Regions from separate parts of the Homo sapiens genome. Here all the other regions are linked to region 2. A link is an interaction called in ENCODE POLR2A ChIA-PET data of the cell type or tissue named here. Cell type or tissue: Panc1. All regions are shown on one strand. Region 1 overlaps ATXN1 (ataxin 1). Region 2 overlaps ATXN1 (ataxin 1). Region 3 overlaps LOC124901268 (a long non-coding RNA gene).

The links. ChIA-PET counts read pairs that join two places held together with the same protein. Peaks named below come from ENCODE experiments on the same cell type or tissue, not always from the same donor. Only the 100,000 strongest peaks of a DNase experiment are listed, where the experiment ranks them.
Region 1: POLR2A ChIA-PET joins it to region 2 with 14 read pairs; 3 of 35 experiments call an interaction of 5 or more read pairs at or near these places.
Region 3: POLR2A ChIA-PET joins it to region 2 with 15 read pairs; 6 of 35 experiments call an interaction of 5 or more read pairs at or near these places.

What each region holds. Positions count from the first base shown.
Region 1 is chr6:16,697,731-16,700,230 of GRCh38, reverse strand. The region is part of intron 2 of ATXN1 (ataxin 1); the gene reads left to right. Among named protein-coding and RNA genes, the nearest start is that of ATXN1-AS1, 62 kb to the left of the region's middle. In Panc1, no CTCF peak of the experiment used is centred here; no DNase peak of the experiment used is centred here; H3K4me3 peaks cover 712 bases; H3K27ac peaks cover 2,500 bases.
Region 2 is chr6:16,397,520-16,400,019 of GRCh38, reverse strand. The region is part of intron 6 of ATXN1 (ataxin 1); the gene reads left to right. Among named protein-coding and RNA genes, the nearest start is that of GMPR, 160 kb to the right of the region's middle. In Panc1, no CTCF peak of the experiment used is centred here; no DNase peak of the experiment used is centred here.
Region 3 is chr6:16,768,071-16,770,570 of GRCh38, reverse strand. It overlaps LOC124901268 (a long non-coding RNA gene), which reads right to left. Exons shown (of 2, transcript XR_007059480.1): 1 at 1-2,500. Among named protein-coding and RNA genes, the nearest start is that of ATXN1, 7.9 kb to the right of the region's middle. RefSeq lists an enhancer at 1,159-1,453. In Panc1, no CTCF peak of the experiment used is centred here; a DNase peak (open chromatin) is centred at 1,266; H3K4me3 peaks cover 839 bases; H3K27ac peaks cover 2,500 bases.

The DNA.
Region 1 (2,500 bases), 300 kb before region 2:
CAGATCGCCAGTTTGACCAGCATGGAGGAGAACAAGGAAGGGCCGGTCCTGGAAGACCCCAGGATTTTTTTAATTGGGAAAGCATTATTTGAGTTTTCTCTGCTGCAAAGCACAAACTGCCTACCACATGTGTTTCATAAAAATGTCACTGAAAAGGAGAGTGAGAATACAGAGTAAGCTTCCATGGCTTAATAATAGTTTATTTTGTGACTTGGAATAGCTTTTCTTTTCATTCAGCGGATCATTTTAGGTGTCATTCAGTTTATTTTAAGTAGTGTGTTTCATCCTGAGCGGATTAAGAATTTTATTTTTTAAAACTCTGTACTGTGTTGCTTCCTACTGGGAAATTTACATTAAAAAAATGTTCGTGAGCAAAATCTATTTGGTCAAAAAGAATGGCCCACGATTATCACTGAATTTGGGATGTTTTTCTTCTAAGGGACACAGTTGATTCTTACTCAGAATCATGCGAGTCTGACATTTCATTTGGGGAAGTCTGAGGAAGTTGGTGAGGTCTTACGTTAATAAAAACAAGTGCTTCTTTTTCTTCTTATCACCTTTCAGTGTCTGCTCTGCTGGCTCATGCAGTGTAGGTTGGCTTACCTCTCCCTGGAAGTCACATTGTCCTTCAGAACTCTTTTTACTATGACCCACAAACAGTTTTCAGACCTCACTCTGATGAGTCAAAGGTAAAGCTGTGAATAAACAGATGGTGAAACAACATTTGCAGTTCTCTGACTTCAGTCCTCCCTGAAACCCACTTGGAATCTAGCTCTGAATTCAGCCGGACATGTTTGTTCTTCCCTTTTCCCATCCTCACCTACTCCTAACCTTCAGTGTTCTCTTTACCTTTTATTTTTATTTTTGTCATTTTAGTAGTAAATGACAGGGACATAGTTACTCAATTTGTAAAACATTGAATGGTGAGGTCAAAGATTCTATGACGAGCTTGAGATTTCTAACAGGTTCAGATGGATGACAGCAACATTTTGCTGGCTTAATTTTGGAGCTGTTTTTGTAGGTTTTGAAATGCAGTTTAATAGTGAGTAATAGAGAAGTTTCTTTCTGCCGTGGAGCTACTGAACCCTTGAAAGTAACATGCTGGCACATACAGATGAACTGTAGCCCCACATTTATTCCTTGCTTAGTGGTAAGCTGTACACTGAACAATAGAAAACAAAAGGCTATTTTTCTTTGGAAGAGCAGATACTGATTTCTGGACAAAGTTTATGTTGTACAAGTTAAACATTTTTTATTCTTTTCTGGTTAGATTTTCTGCCTTTTAAAAAATTAGCTTAGTTGAAAAAGCAGGTATTATTAAATACAGTTTATTTTATTGAATTGGACGGACAATCGTAGAATTTTAAAGCTTAAATGGCTTTAATTGAACCTAATGTTCTAATTTTACAGAGGAAACATTTGAGGCTTAGTGCGGTTAAATGACCACTCCTACAACACACAGCCTGTTTGTTTGATGGCTGAGGCTGAAAACCAGACTCCAGACTCCTAATTTAATGCTTTTCCTTCATTGGTCATGTCTTTTTAGCTTCAGTGAAGATCTTTTTTTTTTTTTTTTTTTTAATTTTTGAGGTTATTTAAAAAATACTTTGCCTTGAAAATTTAACATTTCCACTTAATCATTCTCATACTTCAAGAACAGTTTCTCTGTTAACTTTCTGTTTAACTTCTTAAACCATACACTGTGGAAATTATCTGTCTATATGCTGAACAGTCTTTAATGACTGCATGTGTGCCGTAGCTGTTGAGATGTTTTAATCCACTTTAGCAAAAGGTTTATTTGTTTAAGAAAAGTGCAGTGTTGTATTAAGTCTAAGCTTAGAACAATGAAGCATCATCTCCCAGCTACTGGGAGTGAGAATGGGAGGGGCAGGGAGTGGTTGGTACTATGAGCTGCTCTAAAGAAAATTCATTTCAGCTTCCTCACATGTTAATACAATCATATTTCAGTGAAGCCCTTCTTCAGCAACAGTCACTAATGATAGAGTGATGTGTTTAGACTTGAAGGTTCTTTAGGTGCTGTTTAAATGAATAATGAGTGTAGTTAATTCACAATACAGGTGAAAAGTTAACCACAGAGTAGTGGCACTGCTCTTTCTTTCCCCGTCACCTCTGTGCATGATCTCTTGCTGCGCCATTAGAAGGGATGATTAGAATGGGCAAATATTCCCTCCCGGTGCTCCTGGCAATAGGAAAGCACTGTGGGTGAGATATGTCTGCAGAGCAGTGGTATAGTTTCAGGAAGGGACCTCATTCTGCTCTCTGGGGCAAAGCTTCCGGGTGCCTGAGTGGGCCTCTTCCTAGTCGATGGGGCAGCTTGATGGGGTGGCTATTTATTGGTGAAAACAGTATCCATGTCCCATTGGTTATTGGGACTTGATTCCTAATTTGAACTTAGGTGCTGTGAAGAGACTTATGTAACGCTGTTTAATCCATGTTTGGCTTTGTTAGAAGAGTTTAAAATACTCAGAAGGAAGAAATG
Region 2 (2,500 bases):
TGCTCCCTAGTGATGCTGATGCTGCTGGGCTGTGGGCCATGGTGAGGCTAGCGTTTAGGTCAAGGAAACAAGCATCTTCAGAGGATGTCCTCCAGGAGCCCAGGCAACAGTTAGAAGGTCAATGGAAAATTCTCTGGCTGCAGCTGATCTTTTCTGCTTCCCTTTAGAGCAGGGAATCTCAACAGCACTGTTGACATTTGGGGCCCAGATCATCCTATTTGGGGAAGCAGGGAGATGGAGGGGGTGGAGGTGTCCCGTGCATTGGGAGAAATTTAGCAGCATTCCTGGCCTCTATGCGCTGGATGCTGGTAGCACCCGGCAGTTGTGACAATCAAAAATGTCCTCAGACACTTCCAGGTGTCCCTTGCAGAGCAAAATTGCTTCCGGTTGAGAGCCAGAGGGTTAGAAGGAGAATTATGTGTCTTCCCTCCCCGCTTGCTGCCACCTCCACCTCTTGTCTTCTAGAACCATGAGGCAGAAATGACTTAAGTCTGATATGCTTGGAACGCAACACTCTTTTCGCTATTTCTGTCTTTAGAAATGTTGAGAAAGTGTTTGCCTTTATTTGACGGCCTGATTACTTTAAGGTGTCCTCGGCATAGACCAGTGAGCGCCTTGGCCCTATTTGCTGACAGTTTTAATAGAACAGCAGGGAAAGTCCTTTCCAAGAAAGTGTTGGCTACGTAGCCTAACGTCATTTTAAGTCATCACCATACACCCACCAAACCTCTGAGATAAAATGGAAACTCCATCATCTCTTGCCAGGGTAATGGTGTTAGTAATTCACTAGTGACCTCTAAGAATTTCTCTGTGCATTCACTGCCACATTTAACTTTTGTTACACGGCCTCCAAAATGTTTTCCAGCCACAAGGTCAGTCCATTGACAATCTCAAAAATCCTGACAAGGGGACAGATGGGTTTAGTTTTTGCCTTTGTGATGGTTAGTTCTGCTTAATGTGTTGAGAAAACATCTGAAGGTTTTAACCCTGGCTGGAGTCGTGAGACGGAGGCATGTTTAATGGAATAGCACACGATCGTCCTCTCATGGTGAGTCCACGTTGGAGGGCCCAAAGACCCATGTTGTACAATCGGTTCAACTTTTTCTGAAAGCCAAAGAAAACCTACCTCCAAACAGGATTTAGTCTCAAGCTAGAGCAAAAATGTACATCATGTTGAAAAGTCTTCTCCAAGTGCTACAATTCATAAGCAGTGTTGTGTTTTTACTGGAAAAGCTTGCCATCTAGCCAAGCATTCTTCACATTTTTCCCAGGATTTAGTCATAAAATCATTTTAGACATATTGCAAGGATAAAATGTGTACATATCTGATAAAAGGCAGGGATTTTTTTCTTCTTTTTTGCTGTATAACTCCTGGAGGAGGCGAAAAACAAACTAGACACACACATACACACTCACAAAACACACGTATTTGTGCATATGTATGTGTATATAGAGAGTGCACACATGTTCATATATATACGTGTATATGTGTATGTATATAGTTTGTTTTCCCCCTCATGAAATGTGTGTGTGTGTAAAATAAACTCTATACACATATACATATATATTATTTTCACCATTAAGTGCAAGAACTTGGATTCTTTATTCACGATTACTTCTATTTGAATTTAAATTAGATGCCTTAGGCTTCTCTTTGGGTTTGAATAACTTAGACACAAAGTATAAAACACTTCCTAATGATGCCCACCTGCCTAGGACATCTTTAGGAATTCAGGTGGAAGTGTGTTTGCATTTGATTTATCTAAGACGTTGCAGCAGTGGGGATGTAATTTCTGCCTTTGGGCAGGAAGGGAGCTTAGATGGTGGAGTTCGTATTTGTAAACGTAGATGTGGGTGCCTCAAAGTTGGCTGCGTTGCTAACTAAAGGAAGGAGAGAAGTGAGCCCAGATGTTGACCTTTTGAAAAAAAAGTCCCATTTTCATGACAGATTGGCATAAAAGCAATAACCTGTGGTAAAGTCTAAAGAATACAAGATTTGGATTTCTGGATTTGAGTCCTGTCTATGCAACTTACTAGATATGTGGCCTTGGACAGATCACCTAATCTCACCTGTCAAACAGGGACAATGAAACTCAACATAGCAATGGTTGCGAGGAGTTAATGAGGTAATCCGTCAAATTCTGTGGCCGTGGTGAAGGATGATACAAATATCCAGTGGCGTTTTTGTTCTTGAAGATAGTATTCTTGTGTGAGTTCTTGCCAACACACATACAATTACATTTCTGAGTCAGACTGATTTCAGTAGCAGATAAACAGAGGGAGTAAATCAGCAATAGATTAGTTGGAAACTCTGGACAGCAATGATTTGGTGGCATATGGCTTGGTGGTATGTACCTGCACATGTAATCATGGAAAGTTGACTATTCCTACTGTTCTCCCCTAGTTCTATTTCACTTAAGAAAAAGTTGGAATGGATACCAGCAGTGTGCTGATAAAAGTTTAGCTACTACTGGCGGCCGGGCACAGTGGCACTTTGAGA
Region 3 (2,500 bases), 370 kb before region 2:
TCATCTACCCTGTGTCTCCTCTGTTTCTGTGTCTTCTCTTCTTATGAGGACAACAGTTGCATTGGATTTAGGGTCCACCCTAAAACAGTAAAACCTCATCCTAACTAATTACATCTGCAAAAATGCTACTCCCAAATAAGGCTACACTCATAGTTACTGGGGTTAGGACTTCGATGTATCTTTTGGGGTCACAATTCAACTCATAACAGAGGGCAGTGGAAAGTTACATGAAAAACTGATCAGTGGAGGGGAGTCACATAATTGGAGCATAAACAAAGGAAGCGCAGTTGCACGCTGAAACTGTAAGGGAGGTCAAATGGGTTTGGGAGTAGCAGGAAGTATTCAAGTAAGAGAGCTCCCACTTAGGATACTCTCTCCATCTGTGCTTATGGCCCTGTTTTTTTCGGTTAGAGGTTTAAAAAAATATTGTATAAATAAAAAGAATAAGAAAATAGCACTTCTCTGACTCACACATTGGGCAGAGCCGCAGACTCCTGTGATAATCAAGAAAGACTTCACAGAAGTGTTGATGCTTGAGCCGGATCTCAAAAGCATGAGGATAAAATCTCCATGCAAAAAAAAAAAAAAAAAAAGGAGGGAGGAGAAGAAAGGGCTTTCCATATAGAAGGTATATGCACACGCATAATGTTATTTAAATGATATCTCCTTCACCTCTTTAGGTGGGGAGTAAAGTCTTTAAAAGGCAAGGCTCTTGTTGTCTATTTAACCTGTATTACTCAGACACAGTATTTAAACAATGAAGGGGCAAAAATGTTTCTGGTTTTAATAAATGCACAAATAAGCACATGATAACCTGGAAGAACACTAGGGGCATATATCAGGAGGAGTTAATTATTGGACACATTTGCCAAAGCACAAATATGGAAACCCCACCCTCAGCCAGATCTGGAGAAATCAAAGAGTTGAATGTGGTATAAATTCCTTTGCCCTGATTGCATAAGGAGATCTGCCAACATTTTTCCCTTTGATATATTCCTTTCTGTACAAAGGGTCGAACTGGGTTCTTAAAAACCCAATCATGAACTAAGATATGCAATTCTGAATCACCATTGCGATCTAGGAAAATTAACTCCTCGCTGATCTTCCCAGATAAGCACCCAAGCTTGTTGCCTCCAAGATCTGCATCAGGGTCTGGCTAGTTTCTGTCTTAGAGCAACTCCCCTTTTTTGGCATAAGAATGTACAGGATGCCAGCGAAGTTCACACTGGGTCGTCTAAGTCTCTTTAAAGGCCTGATGATTCATTGCTGGGGGTTGGGGTGAGAAGGTAGTGAGGGGAAAGGAAGTGCTAAGCCAAGGGGCGGAGCAATATAATTATGAAATTGACAGCAGGAAAAGCTAGCCCTGGGAGTGAAGGGTTCACGTGTTCTTACTCCTGGTACTCAAGCTACAACTTTTAAACTGGAATAGGTGTGGGGAGTTAGGAAACATATCCTGTAATTTGATTGGCTCTCAGAGGAAATGCATCCAGTGCCTCATATATTTGTAATAACTATGATGTATCGATTTTCTTAACCCATTTATGGTTGCAATTTTTTGAATTTTTGCAATCAGACCTTGGCGATGACCTCGAGCAGTAGGATATAAATAACTCCCACATGCTTAGCGTTCCGATAATGGAACACTAGGCATAAATATTAACATCTGACAAAGAAGAAAAGCTCTCTCATGACAGTGCAGTTAGCAGAATAAAAATTTGGCTGTAGTGGTATGAGTGAATAATTTGTCTTCTTCTACTTGATTTACTTGTATTCTAGCTGACAGGGTCTTCCATTCTGTGCATTCATTTTGTACTTAAAAAGGGATTGTTTGTAATGTACAGTTTAAGTCTGAGTGCTATTATTCTGCTCTGTCAGAAAGCATCTGTGGCAGTAGCCATCGTTTTATGCCTGTGTCTCAGACACAAAGCAAATCAGTATCTTCAGTCGCCAGTCTTGAGAGCTTCCCAGATCTCCTAGCAGTTAAACTTTGGAGAGGCCTGACAGAGAGGGGTTCTGCAAATATCAAACTGCCTGACAACCCTCACTGAAACCCTGACACAGGCCGTTCCCTTGGTGAATTCTAGTTATTTATGTCAAAAAGCAAAGTTTGCCAATGCATTTTTCTCTAACTCTCCCTCTTCGGGGGTAAACTTGGTAAATTCCTCATAAAATAATTTTCTTAACCTCTGACCCTCATTCAGATCAGCTTCTCCTGGCCAATATTGACTCAAGAAAAATAAAGTAACTAAGAGAGCTTATAGCCACATATTTTAATGTCATCAAGTTAGAACAACAAAGAACACTGCTTCACTCCTTCCATAAAAATTTGATGTTTATTTTTGCAGCCTGTTGTTGCCCATGATCTTATTCCGAAGGCACCCTCAGCTTAACAGGCACAAACCATCAGCTGCCACTACCTTCAGTTCAAAAAATGGTGGTTCTGGCTTTGATTTAAATTTGGAAAATGTATTTCTTTTGAGGAAACAAAATGCCAAGTTGT